Regions from separate parts of the Homo sapiens genome. Here regions 2 and 3 are each linked to region 1. The links are chromatin loops, found by intact Hi-C in ENCODE. Cell type or tissue: endothelial cell of umbilical vein. All regions are shown on one strand.

What was found. Hi-C counts contacts between places; a loop is a spot of excess contacts. Peaks named below come from ENCODE experiments on the same cell type or tissue, not always from the same donor. Only the 100,000 strongest peaks of a DNase experiment are listed, where the experiment ranks them.
Region 2: a loop joins it to region 1, with 15 times the contacts of the local background. A loop is called at or near these places in 12 of 110 quality-filtered maps.
Region 3: it touches region 1 in a loop (14-fold over the local background); 16 of 110 quality-filtered maps call a loop at or near these places.

Annotation. Positions count from the first base shown.
Region 1 is chr14:57,314,313-57,319,312 of GRCh38, forward strand. No RefSeq gene overlaps it. Among named protein-coding and RNA genes, the nearest start is that of AP5M1, 48 kb to the left of the region's middle. In endothelial cell of umbilical vein, a CTCF peak has its summit at 3,125 (motif pointing left); a DNase peak (open chromatin) is centred at 3,089.
Region 2 is chr14:57,065,120-57,070,119 of GRCh38, forward strand. No RefSeq gene overlaps it. Among named protein-coding and RNA genes, the nearest start is that of EXOC5, 200 kb to the right of the region's middle. In endothelial cell of umbilical vein, a CTCF peak has its summit at 1,982 (motif pointing left); no DNase peak of the experiment used is centred here; H3K27me3 peaks cover 430 bases.
Region 3 is chr14:56,553,444-56,558,443 of GRCh38, forward strand. No RefSeq gene overlaps it. Among named protein-coding and RNA genes, the nearest start is that of TMEM260, 24 kb to the right of the region's middle. RefSeq lists an enhancer at 1,325-1,494. In endothelial cell of umbilical vein, a CTCF peak has its summit at 2,655; a DNase peak (open chromatin) is centred at 2,708; H3K27me3 peaks cover 608 bases.

The sequences.
Region 1 (5,000 bases):
GGATATCACATTATATATAGTCATCATGTCTTTTTAACCTCCTCTGTCTATGACAATTTCTCACATTCTCCTGGTTAGATGTTTTGTAGAATGTCTTTCAATTTGGGTTTGTCTATTTTTTTTTTAATCATGGTTAGTGTGTTATTCCATTCTCACACTGCTATAATGAAATACCCGAGATTGGGTGATTTATAAGAAAAGAGGTTTAATTGGCTCAGAGTTCCCCAGGCTGTACAGGAAGTGTGGCTGGGGAGGCCACAGGAAACTTAACGATCATGGCGGAAGGTGAAGGGGAAGCAGGCACGTCTTACGTGGCTGGGGCAGGAGGAAGAGAGAAGCGGGGAGGTGCCACACACTTTTGAACAACCAGATCTCATGAGAACTCTATCATGAGACAGCATGAGGGGGATGGTGCTAAACCATTAGAAATCACCCCAATGATCCAATCACCTCCCACCAGGCCCTACCTCCAGCACTGGAGATTACAATTCAGCATGAGATTTGGGTGGGGACACAGAGCCAAACCATGTCAGTTAGACTGGGGTTATGAGTATTTGGGAGGAAGACAATGAAGGTAAAGTGCCATTCTCATCATATCAAGAGAACATGCTATCAATATGACTTTTCACTGATGATGTGTTGGAGCCAGATGATACATTTCTCCGCTGTAGTTACTTATTTCCACTTTCCACATTCTGCTTTTCACAAGTAAGTCACCAAGCACAGCTCAAACTCAAGGGTTGGAGTGTTAAACTCTACCTACTTGAGGGGTGGTGTTGAGCTTCTCCTATTTGTTTGTTTATTCAAGCTTTGACTCATGAATATTTATTTTATACTTTGGGTTATAATTTAATACTACCTTATTTATTTTGTTGCCCAAGTTATTCCAGGTTTGTCCACTGGCAGCTTTAGTTTGGCTACTGTGTTCCTCTGACATGCCTCATTTTTTTTGTCTGTTTTTGTGCTTTGAGCACTTTCTTACCCTCTGGTTTTACAAGATGCTCTAGGTTCATGGTGTATATTCCCTGCATCAGCTCTATGATCAGTCATTTTTCTATGGAGCCTGGCTCCTTTAACTGGAGTCTATCATGTGCCTCTTCTTTATTGCTGTTATTTTTTTACGGCTTGACTCTTTCTGTAAAGTTAAGAGCTATTTGGAAGATCGGGGAAGGAGAAATATATTGATTTCTTTCTTCATGATTAATGTATAATTTATTTTAACATCTTAATCTAGCTTCCTACAAGACAGAGACAATATTAATTGTCACTTATCCTAGGTAAACATTACTAGAAGTTGAAATTTTCATTCTTAACCTTATTCCCTTAGAAATATTATTTAACTGGCAACTTAACAATCCATCCGAAGAATGCTAATCAGGTATTCTAAGAATTAGATTCTGTGTTGCTAAGTATCTTAAAGGCAAGGGCCACATAAACTTATAGGATAATTAATATTCTTAGACTTCACATTTTTATTAAGAATATCTAATAGACCAGCCTGACCAACATGGCAAAACCCTCTACTAAAAATACAAAAATTTGCCAGGCATGGTGGCAGGCGTCTTTAGTCCCAGCTACTTGAGAAGAGGCAGGAGAGTCGCTTGAACCTAGGAGGCAGAGGTTGCGGTGGGCTGAGATCGCACCATTGCACTCCAACCTGGATGACAAAGCAAGACCTTGTCTCAAAAAAAAAAAAAAAAAAATCTAACATACTTTACAAATTCGATACTCTGAGTCATTCAGTCGGTACACAGGTATTGTCATTTATTTTTTAACTTAAGGAAAAAAAAGATATCTTCATTCTACACATAAAATGAATGACCAAAACTAGGCCTAAACAATTACTTCATAAGGAGCAGTTAAGTTAAATTAATCTGAAATCTATGCTATGTAAATGCAAATTCAAAGTTAATTATATTTTTTCCCAAAAAGCTACATTTGCATTTACAGATACAGGGCTCAACTCAACTGTCTGTGTCAAATGACATAATCTGGTTATTAGACTTATGATGGGATTTAAACATTTTAGTGAGAGGAGAAAAATAAAATATTCTTTTGTTTAAATTAAGTTTGGAATTCAAAGGATTTGTTCATTTGGTTCTCCAAGTTTTAACTTTCAACATGAGAGAGTCTTGAAAGTAGTATCTTTGCTTCAAAGGCTTTTGCTTTCAAATTTAACTTTTACTTTGAAACTAACTGAAAGGGAACTAAGTGTATCAGAACCATACCTAATCCCCTAGAAGTCAGCATTGCATCGAGTTTATTAAAATTAAACACTCCTCTTTTTTCCTCTCCTTCCCAAACAGACATCTGGCAATAAAAAGCAAATCAGCTGAGCTAGGATAAAACAAGAAATGTTTTTCCTTCGCTAGTTCATTTGGAAAAGTCACTTTGCTAATTGAGAAAAATTTTAATGAATTTTACTTGTATTAAAATAAAGGTGATTGCTTCATGGCAACAATGTACTCATTTGAGAAAGTCATTACATTTATGTATTGTGTTGTCATGTAAATACTTTTGCCAAAATGTATTAACAAGAAATATAATATTATGGTTCATGGTTCATGTAATATCTGAAGAGAATAATTGTATAACTAATCAGTGAAAACAAAGCAAATGTTCCTCTTGGGTTTGTACAATAAAAATGGAATTAAAATTATTCAGGCTCAAAAATGCAAATATAACACATCTCCACCAGCAGAAAAATAAAATTTTAAAGGCAAAACTTGTATGTTCAATTCCTCTAAAAGTCTTAGTTTGATTCCCAAGCCTCATCAAAGTTCACTTCATGAATTTTTACAAAGTAATCAAATATTTCATTGTTTTAAAAACAATAAAATTATTATTCATTTTCCTGAACAAGCTCACTGATATTCAGAACACATTCTGGGGAAATTTAATGCTAATCAGTGCAGTGGCAGCAACCAAAATGGCACTTTAATGTATTAAACAGTAGCATAAGATTAAATTCACAGTAAACTTAACAGGAAATAGCCAATATCAATTTAAACACATGAAATCTTGGGAAACGGTAAAGATTAGAAATGACCTGAAGTAATAACCAAATTCTCTTGCAAAGTATAGGCCTTATATTAGACAACAGCACCCCCTACCGGAAGCTTGAGTCCGGGGAAGGGAATCTGTGAGGCTGGCAGGTGGAGCCACCATGGAATTCAAGTGCATCATCAGTCCTAGAATCATTTCTTTTCTATTGCATAACCACAAACTTCAGGTTCATCACCTAGAACTTTCATTATTCCCTCAACTGTAAGTGGGCCAGAAATTGATTCAGAATGTTTTATTAGTAAATATTTGGTATGTCTTTTTATTTAAGAAGGCTAAAATTCTGTGATAAATACCTGACATTAAAAAAAAAGAGATATCTGGTCATACAGTGATCTTGATTAGACTTCCTTGGAATTTCCCCACAGTGCTCAAAATTGTTTCTTTTCTTAGTAGATTATATATTTCTGAGGGTGCTTTGTTCTGATACCCCAACAAGCATGCATGGTGGCTATACTTACACATTTATATACAAATATTAATACATGCAAATACACACATACACACACATACCATATACACACAAGGTGCAACTATGATTCAAAGTGGAACATAGCAGTTTAGAAGCCTCAGTAAAATGGAAAGTCTTTGCCATCAGTTTACCTTCCAGTGTTCAGGTTTCTGGCTTTTTTCTATGATATTGTTTGGGTGAGTACACATCCTTAACAATCACTTACAAGAAGAAATATGAAAACTTCTGAGGGATGATAAAAGGCAGTCATCTGACAAACAGACTAGCCATATCTACAAAACACCCTCTTTAAAATATTAATATAAGCATAGGTGATCTTTAGACTGAAAAAAATACTAATATGAAATGCCCAACAGTGTTTTGAATGCAGCAATTAAATAAAGCAAATATCTAAACTGGGTTATGCCCTATAACTAAAGGAAACCTCAGTCACGCTGACTTGCTAAACGTGTACATGCCACAAGAGTAAGCACAGTGATCAGAGAAATAAACTGAAGAAAAAAATCAGGGGGGATCATTTTTTAACAGATGTTGCAGATCAGTAGAGAGAATGGAAGAGGAAAATAGAAGCAAGCCTGAAAACCAAATTGGGCTTGAAGAGCAATCCATATTACTATGAAAAAAGATGGGAACAGCTCTGAGCTTTGCATTTTACTTTATGAACACCCACCACCCACCTCCAGCACCAAATGCTTTAGTTTTGTGACTTTCATGTGAATGATTTTTATAAAAACACACCAAGGAGGCATAGTACCCAATGAAGGCAATCCGATCTCAGACCATGTTCATTCTCCTAGCCAAGTGAAAGGAGAAGCTTTCTTTTCCTTCCTCGAAAGTTTTAGAGTGCACAGAGGAGGCCAGAAGCAGCCAAATTGGAAGGCACTCTGTTTTTAACCCTCTTGCTTGAAATACAGAGTAAAATCATTTCAGAGAAAGGTTAAACATCTACTCAAAGTTGTCTACAGGTGGGAATGTTTGTTTCCTGAGGTTAGAAGCACATCATGGTCCAGGCGCAGTGGTCCATGCCTGTAATCCCAACACTTTGGGAGGCTGAGGCAAGCGGATCACTTGAGCTCAGAGTTCAAGACCAGCCTGGGCAACACGGCAAAACCCCATCTCTAGCAAAAATACAAAAAATTAGCCGGGAATGGTGGCATGCACCGGTGGTCCCAGCTACTCAGGAAGCTGAGGTGGGAGGACCGCTTGAACCCAGGAGGCAGAGGTTACAGTGAGCTGAGATCATGCCACTGTACTCTAGCCTGAGTGACAGAGTGAGACCCCATAAAAAGAAAAAGCAGCTTATGCATTCCTCAAAGAAACACAATCAAAAGTATTTGCAATTACAGGTATTTGAGGGGCAGCCACGTAGTAGTTGGAAAAAGCAGGGAGTCAGGACACAGGGGCCCAGAATCCTGTCCCAGTTTGGCCCCACTATGTGCCCCTGCATGTCATTCCACTGCTCTGT
Region 2 (5,000 bases), 250 kb before region 1:
CACATTCTGGTTTAATAAAATAATATTAGCACAGCCGGATTATATATGTAAACTATAAGAAATTACTAAGGGGTTAAATTTTTTTGAAAATTGCTGAATATTTAAAATTTAAAATAACACTGCAGGAAATTGAGGACATAATTTTCATTTTATATAAACATTTTAAATCATTTTTGATGCAGTATTTTAAGCCCACAAAATAATAACCATCTAAAAGAACTGCTACCTAATTCTTACACAAAAGGCATGTTGAGCCTCTTGGGAAGTGCACATTTTCCTAATTTTTAGGCTTTTAGAACCGATTACTTGGGGTCTTCTAGAATATACAGCATGATCACATATCGGGTTAATTAAAATAGAACCCTTTCTGAGATTAATAATAAATAATTTACTTACAAAACTTTAATGACATATCAAAAATAAATTTCAATCCAGGCAAACTAGTTTTATTTATATCTATGAAGCTGCTAGGATGAACAAAGGCTTCTGGTACAAAGCACTTAACTCTAGCTCAACACAGATAGCTGGGTTTTCAAAAGAAGACCATTTGACTGATGGATTCTTTTGGCCTACGTGTTGACCCTGTTGTTGTTTCCCAAAGCTGTTCATGTTGTGGTTATTGTAATAAAGCTCAGCTATTGAAAATCTGAAGCCACGCATCATAGCATATGCTTATTGTATGACATGTTTATTATTTTTCTTTCTGTTGGTTTTATGGTACATTCCCATGGTGGCACATGAATAACTATTATATATTTGTTTTCGAGGTGTGTGGGTTGGCTCAAAAGACAACTTTTGCCAGCTTCACCTGTGGTTGTAAGCTCATTAGAATTCCAATATCCATGAAGGACTAGAGGAATCCTAGTACCTTTGAGCAATATGGCTTGATTTTCCTAGCCAAAGACTTTAATTCAAAGCTCTTTTATAAATAGTACTGTCAACTGGTTTATTTCCTTCCTCTGTTACAAACAATAACATATTAGTTATGTTATGGAAATATCAATGTTCTAAACTTTCTTTATTCACCCTTTTTGGAATACTAGATCCTTTAGAGGAATCATTTATTTTGGTGTTTCTTCTTAAGAAAAAAAAAGTCCACACTTACTGATTGCTGTGAGGATAGAAAAGCCAACTCTATCGTTTGTTCATACTATCTGTTTAATATAGAAGCAGTAATCCCGGAAAAAAATACTTTTAACATTTGCTTACAAACATTGTTTAGAAAACAGTTTGCGTTTAAAGTATCAAATATTAGAGAATCTACTTGGTTAATATTTTTGAGATCTGCTACTTTGTCACATTTTTTTTTTTTTCAACCAGAGACTTTGGCTTTCTCATCAGTTCTTCATTAAAAGTCCCTGGATTGCCTTAAAGTGCAATCCCTTAGACAAATTTGGTTGCCTTTAAAAAAAACACCAGCAACAGAAAACCCAGTAGGAAAACAAGCATTATTCTAGAAAGCAGCAACCCTGGAAAGACAGTTTTGTTAGTGGAAACACATTAGTCTTTCACAAACTAAGCAATGATGATATTTACAGAGCAGTTTGTAAAAGGTCAAACGCTCATCTTCTGCCAACAAATGCAAGGAAAAGCAGGTACTCCGGCAGGTTTTTCAAGCAGGGATCTGTGGACACGTTTTCAGGAGTCTGAGACTTTCAGGATATTTAAGATAATTTTAATAGTTTTGTTTCAATAGCAGAGTAAAGATGTAAAAACTCAACCTTTTAGCAGTTCTAAAGACGGAACTTTTCTTTGCAGTGATAATTCTCAAATGTAAGCCATTTTAATAGAATAAGATTCTAATTTTTAGGTCAGCATTTCTCAAAGTGGACTCCACTGACGTGTTGTGGGGTTTCTGAAGATGATTCTATCCTTCCCAAGGGTGTCCAGGCATTATTCAAGTTTGAGAACCGGTGCTCTGCGGCGTGAACCGTTCCGTGCTGCAGAAAGGGCCGGCAAAGGCAGAGGGCGCCACCGTGAGGCCCCCATTTCAACGCTTGTCATTTCAATTGTGGTGGGTTAGAGATCACAGGGAAGCAATGCTATCTGCTGAAGAGACATCAGACAGTGTAGTAAAAAGGGTAATCCATTTATTTTCAGAGAAGTTTTCCACTCAGAGATCATACACGCTGCAGATCACAGAAACACATGCAAGCATGAAATTTAATTTTTAGTAACTCTTTCCTGGGGCTTCTATAGAAAGCAACAGTGAAAGGAAAATGATAATCATGACAAGGCAATTACAGAGAGGTTTGGGGAAAACGAAAAACTTTGAAAACATGTAGTTTAAAATTGCTTTAATTAAAACATAATGCAAGCTGCATTATTTTAGCTCAAAAAACCAAAGTCAACATCACAGAGACAACACTTTTAAACTTTGAAATAGTTGAGAATGATAGATGCACGTTTTTTCCCAGAAGTGATTTTTTTCCCCTAGTGATTCAGAATCTATAAATGTGATAAATATTGACTTACTGGGCTCCCAACAGATGGAATGAAACATGTAGTAAAACAAAAGCAATACACTTGTGTTTTGGCATGAAATGAGTGAGAGATTAAGCTGAGGCTTCCCTGTATTATTAAGAGGAAACAAAGTGGATAATATTAATGTTTATGCACAACTGCATGCCATTTGCAGCAAATAAATATGGCAAACTCGAAAAAGAAGAAAAGAAATAAAAAGACCCAACCATTCTTTTTTTCCCAGGGCAATTATTCCCTTTCCTTTAATTTTCAAAAAAAATTAAAGGAAAATATTTTTTAATTACTGAAAAACAATAATTAAAAAGTTTCTATTCTTCTTAAGTTTTCTGACCACTCCTTTTGATTGCATGTTTTCAAGTATACACTGAGTGCACATTTATTTCAAAAGAAAATTATGATTTGGCTTGTCTAACAGTGCTAAGAAGGAATACTAATACAGTAAAATACTGACTTGAATTCCTCAATACTTACTTAAACACCTCCAAGACAGGATGGCATTTTTCCTGAAGGTAAAAGGTACAAAGCAATGAAAATTCAAATTGTAGAAGAACTATTTCATAACTATGACATGATATTGTCATACTAACACATAGGTGATTTTCCTCTATAAAAAAAAATCTTTGGAAAGAATTTTTAGCTGAAATATGGGCCAAAATGGCAAGTTTTCCTTGAAAGCACCAGATGAAATAATATTTTATAAATACATATATATATATGTATATATAAAATGTAAAAATCCAATTATCAATGTTTTGGTTTTGGTTGTTACCTTTTGTTGCAATGATATAATGCTCTCTAGGGCCAGTGTAAAGAAGCGAAGATCAAAGAACTAAATTCTTACATGTCAGGTTTTCCAAACCATCATCACTGCAACAAAATAATTTGTCAAATTGTCAAAATTTACAGGCATCCCAGACACAGGAAATTTTGACCGAGTTTGTGCCTTCACACAGTGCTAATCTCACTCCCGGAGCTGTAAACATGATGGCCGAAGTGACAGCCTGGCTACAAATCCGTCTGGCAGCTTCATTAGACATCTCTCGCCTGACTGATTAAACTGCATTTAAGACCCACTTTTATTTTTTCAAGCCTTTTGTTTAAATTAAAAGGTCGTGTTTTCAAGCAAATGATCCGCTGTTCCCTTCCATCCAGGACCATAATACAGTTACATTATTACTAGTGTTACCCAAAGGAGAGTGAGTCAGATGCCCTGCACACCAGCCAGGGGCTCCTCCCCTGGGGAAGCCGGGACACTGGGGAGGGGGACTGTTTATTTATTTGCAGAAGAACCTAGTGAGGAGGCCTGGCTGGGGAACATTGAAGGCGTCATCAAAGTCCTAATGGCCTCCTAATGGGAAAATTTGGGGTTCAATATTAAGGACATACCAGCAATTTCAACAGTCATCCTTTAAAATTGTAGCAGTAACTTTATCTTGAAGTGGATGCCTTTTCACAAATCTTGATATTTTATCACTGTCCATGCTTAAAAAAACAACTAAAAAGTCAGCTTTCTAAGAACCCAGATCGCTGCATCAAGAAAATATAATGGAAACACATGCTACACTGTAAATAATATTTGCTAACTTTTGCTGTAATGTATCAGGAGGTTCATATTATAAATAAAACAGAGGGCAGCTCCACGCTCCTGAGCCCCTATTGCAGGCATTCAAGCCAAACAAGGAAAAATGCAGGAAACTTCACTGATTCTTTCCTGTGGTTTTTCTGTTGGTGTGTGTGGCAAATACAGAAGAGGCGTCTGAGAAATAAACCATTCCTGAGCTGTCTTAACTTCATGGGCAACCACTAAAGACTGTTTCCCATACATTTCACAGCAGGCACAAGAGCAAGAATATGGGCCAGGCGCAGCGGCTCACACCTGTAATCCCAGCACTTTGGGAGGCCGAGGTGGGTGGATCACGAGGTCAAGAGTTCGAGACCAGCCTGGCCAACATGGTGAAACCCCCGTCTCTACTAAGAAGACAAAAATTAGCCGGTGTGGTGGCGCATGCTTGTAATCCCAGCTACTCGGGAGGCTGAGGCAGGAGAATTGCTTGAACCCTGGAGGTGGAGGTTGCAGTGAGCCGAGATCACGCCGCTGCACTCCAGCCTGGGTGACAGAGCAAGACTCCGTCTCGGAAAAAAAGAAAAAAAAAAAAAAAAACAAGAATCTAAAAACTAAAGACTGTGGTTCCAGGGAAATCTGCCTAAATACAAGAGAGGGAGAAACTATTTGCTTGCAGCCTTGTTTGTGCCTTTGCCTCGCAGGGTTTGTCCTGTTTATAGTGTTTGTCTTTACTTCGTAATGTATTTACCATGCCTCAGTGTGAGACCAATGCCTTTGTCATGTGTTGATAAAACAAGCGAAGTCAGGATGCATTGACACAGGTAGTGGGATTGATCCTGGAAACTAAAGTCTTATTTCCTAGTGCTGATATTTCTCATTTGTTTGTTATAGAATTTTAAGCTTTTATCTGTTATTAAATTCTATGCAAAATTGATTTTTGGATTAGATTTCA
Region 3 (5,000 bases), 760 kb before region 1:
CTGTGAAGAATTGTGAAGAGAGGCTCTATGACACCTTTTCCACAAAGATTGCATAATTGCCATTGAACCTGCCTCCTTCCTCGCAGTTTTGCTGCCCATACCTCCAGAAAGGGTCTGTCTCTGTTACCTGCTACTTCCTTTTTCTCATCCTTATAATAGCACTCATTCCTAGTGCTATGCTAGGTGCTAAAGGATATAGCAGAGATGGGGTACACAGTGCTTGTCTTCAGGAAAATCCTGACTTCGGTGATTGAGTGACAAGTATTAAATGAAACTACTTTGGAATAGTAATATAGAGAAGGAGGCTAATCACGTGAAAAGGCCGTGAATTGCTCTAACTCCTTATTTAAAATGTGGACCTTAGACCAGCTGCACCAACATCATGTTAGAACTTATTAGAAATGCAGACTCTCAGGCCCCGTCCAGACCTACTGATTCAGAATCTGCATCTTCAACGATCCCTGTGTGATGCATTTGTACATTAATGTTTGAGAAGTCATGGTCATGAGCTGTAGCAGCATTACTTTGGTCCCATTTATTTGCAGTAGGAACACCTGTTTTATCCTTTCTTTCTTTTTTTTTTTTTTTTGAGAACTAGAACCGCCCCCCCCTCCCCCACAACACACACACTTTTTTTAAGGGCATAGTTGCAATTCTCCCTGCCCTTCTTAAAGCACAGAAAACCAAGATGAGCAGAGAACTGGGATCTTGTTCATAACTAAGTCTTTTGTAAGGCTTCCTTATATGGCCCCAGGTGCCCTGGCACAGCTGCTGATATTTAGTTACATTCTGCACCAGCAATTCTAGCATTTGGGAATGAAATTCATTTTTCTCTCTCTGGATTATGAAGGCCCGGGGCAAAGGAGGTGAAGAAAGCGGCACTCGGAGGAAATCTGTATTGGAAGTATCAGGTGTGGCAGTGAAGTCAGAAGCATTTTCATTTTAGGTTCTGGCCTTTTATTTAGGCCTTGGCAATCTATCCCTTTAAATGGAGATGGGAGAATTTCTTTAATAAGGCCACAAAGAAAGATTTGTAGTTCTAAATGGCTCAACATTTGACTCACAAGCCCTCATATTGAGTTACACCCTAAATAGGGTTTGTGTTCTGTTTGCAATAATTACTCTTGGAAACGTTCAGTGAAGTCTTCTCGATCATGATCTTCAAACACTTGTAATATTAATTGTTCCATTTAATAAGGAAATCGCAGCCCCATTTAACCTTACGTCAGTGTATGATTTTCATTTAGTCAAGTAATGAAGTGAATAGGTTCTTCAGATCCTGGATCTCTTTAATGAAACTGTTCTGCAACTTGTTTTATCATTAAGAATAAAGACCCACCTTTGCTATTGAACATAGCCAGAAACAAAACCTACTCAAAGGGAGGAATGAATTTGCACAGACTGGGAAACTCTGGAGTTCAAAGAATGTGGGTGACTTTGAAACAAACTGTGTTGATTCTTGCAAAGTTGCAGAATTATGCAATATAATGTTTGCATTTGGAAGAATTAATTATGATCCCAAGTCATGGGTTAGAAATATAATTAAACTGATTAGTGTCATAGGATAAAAATAAAAAGCGAGGTTGTGACAGCTTCCCGTGTCCCCCTTTCCCCTCCCCCAGAAAGGCTCTTAAAGGAACTTTTAAAACATAAGCCTTTGTTCCCTCGATCTACGGTGCCCAGGTCAGGCGGACCCTGCGGCGTGGCTGAAATATTTCAAACAGTCACTCACAAATGTGTCATTTGACCTGCTGTTCTTCCAAAGAGGTATGAAAAATATGTTTCTTGCTGAGATAACTTGAAATCAAATAAACATAATCTCTTTAATTCTTTCTAAATAGTTCCATATTTTAAATCTAAACACAATAGAACACAAAGCTTCTGGTTTTAAAAAAAGTTTTTTTATTTTTTATGTGTGTGGTGATGTTGGATTTTTCTTCCTTTTAGTTCATGTTAGTTTGAATGTAAGAGTATAATTTACATTTAAAACCGTGGGAATATATTTCCCTCAGTTTGGAGACACACACAGCATATGGCAATGAGTTTACTTGGTTAAATGTATAAGTTTGCTTTTATGAGTGCTATCTTTAACAAGGACAGATGTTCTTACTTATATTAACCATCACTTGACAGACCAGAGGAGTCTTCACCATGGCTTGCAACAAATTGAACAATATTTTCTTATGTAAAATTGGTTCTGGTCCATTGTTTTGATTTATTCGAAATAATGGCACTCACTCAAGTTTGTAATAACACTGTCACGGCTGAAGGGAGTTTGCTTTAGGTATTATATCTATTATCTGCTCCCTCTCCTTTCTTTAAACAGAATCTCTAAGGGGAAAGTCTAAATGTGGCTCAGATTTAAGAAGAAGAAGAAGAAAAAAAAAAACCCAAAAGCTTCGCTAAAACCTCACGGTGTAGGATGTTATTTTAGATTGTTTTAAGATTTTTAATAATTCTTGTTTGTTTGCCTTTGGCTTTGAGCATTGGATAAAACAGAACTTGCCTTATTCTTAGGGGAGAATTACATGGCGTGGAGTTGTCACACAGTGCTCCATCCATTTTCTTTGCTGTTTTATGAGGCAATCCTACCTAACCTTTTGCCCAAACAAGAAGTATTTACCTAGTACTCCCCAGCAGTGGATACAGATAGCAGTTTGGAAGTGTTTGCTTTTCTTCACCACCACTAGAGTATGCTCTAGTGCCATAAGATCTGCATGTTTTTTTCTTTAGATTGTTGGCAAGGTGGATGATGAAATCCCTAGAAAAAACAAAACAAAAAAACACCTTTCCATCTAATTATAGAAGTGTCCCTTTAATTGTCTTAGTAAGACTGGATTATGTTCGCCAATTTGATTAAGGTAGAACTGAAGACAACTTCAACATTCACGCATGTCAATATTTTGGGTGAGTTTATATTTTGTATTTGAAGTTGTTCTACTCAGCTCCAGTGCGGTGGTGAGAAATACTATGTCCCTTCCATCCACAAGCTACATTTTCTGGCAATAACTCTTTCACTTATAAGCATCACTGTGGGCCCAGCACATGAATGTGTGGTGAGGTTACTTGGGCAGAATTAACACCTTCGAAGACAGAAAGGTGTCTGCAAGCCAGGATGGATGTGTCTCCCATTTTTGTTCATCTCCACCATCTTTAAAAAACCAAAACAAACAAACAAAAAAACCTAATCGCTATCTACGTGGCAGACCTTCATCAATAGCAATACATTCTCTAGAATTAGAAGGCTTAGCTTGAGGGTCTGCTGCCCTCGTCTCAAATCCCTGGCAGAAGCCCCTGCACTTGATCTTGGGTGCCCGGGGTAGTGGTAAGAGCACAGTGCAGGATCCCCGTGGTGGCTGGCTATGCTGGAGAACTGCTCTGTGTTCATCACTGTGATTCCAGCACATTTGAGCAGCGCCTCTTCCTTCATCCCTCTATTAGAACATCTTCATTCTTATCTTCCATCTTCCTTTCTCCCTAGGAGAGGGCAGGTCATTGAGATTCTCTCTTAGTACTGTGGCCCTTCAGTTCCTTTTATGCCTCTGGTGACCTAACGTCCTTTTGCTCCTGGACATTTAAACAGCTTCAAACCCCAGATAACTTCCTCCTCAGGTACATTAATCATAATTTCTCCAGCAAAGGCTAAATCAAGGTCCTTATAGCTGGGACTGTTTGTCTCCCTGGATGTCTAAGACTCCTGCTCAGGGTCCAGTGACTACCACCTCTGGGTCTTTCATTCTCCTTCTGACCAGAGAAGGTTGCCCAAGACTGCTTTCCCAAAACTATGTGACTGGGTCTGCCTGGACAGATGGAGGCCCAGCTAAGAGGGAAGCTTTGTGTGCCAACTTGAACAGGTTGGCTCCAGAGGGACCGCAGTCCAGAGAGCCATCTGAGATGGCCCAGACTGCCACACTTCCTTTGCCTCTAGATGGGTTAAAGGGACCCCTGTAGATGTCAAGTACCACCTGCGTGGTACTTGATGATCCTCTATTCCTGTGAACATCAAGTTAGATTCAGAGTCGATGGCGTTCCAGCTTCCTTTTCAGATGGTGGTGAATGCTCTTCAGTTGAAGCTGTCTCTTGCACAACGGGGACACAAAGAGGTATCTTGGGAGATTTAGAAACACCCCTTCCAGTAATCTCCACCCAGCCCCTTTCAAAGCCACCCCAAATAAAAGTAGAATCTAAACAAAAGCAGTGCACCTGCTATGCAGGTACAACTTGAAGCCAAGTCATGTAACGAGCGGCCCTTCCAAGTTCTAACAACAGCCCCATCCCTACGGACATCAAGTCATCATTCTTCTGGTGTGGAGACCCCACGCTGACTCCTGAACAAATCCTTAAGACTTCTGTTCCAGAGACTTAGGAGAGCTAGCCCCTACTGGGCTCTAAGCCTCTGGGGATAAATGAGCACAATCTGCCCTATTCCTTATCCTGGGGTTCTGTCAGGACCAGGAGCCCCCAGAGTGCCAGGTTCTATGGACCTCAGAAACCTCTGAGAATACCCATGAAGATGGCTTATGTGGTTAACAAAGCTCCCGCACTGACTCTCACTGGCCCTGAGTCTCCTCCTACTCTCTTGAAGTTTCTTCTGCCTCTGTGCTTGTGTGACTTGCAGACATCTTTGGGCAGCAAAAGCAAAAGCATACCCAGCAATCTTCTTCTTCTTACCTGGGCAGCAGCATAAAACTATGCATAGAAAAAGCACAGGCTCCAAATTCCTCCACTTGTTAGTGGTGTGATCTAGGAGGATTATGCAAACTTTCTGTGCCTCAGTTTTCTTTTTTGAAAAAGGAAGGTAACATGTGACACCAGGCTTAGTGTGGCATACTGCCATCCCCAAAGTGAAAATCAGTGCTATCAACTGAGGCAGAGAATTCGTCAAGCTAAGTGCATTAACTGATCCATTCATCTGAAGTTGGTTTACTCAATCATATTTGACAAAATCTCCTTTAAGTAGGAAGTATTATATTATTCCTTCATGGATTGATATCACTTAT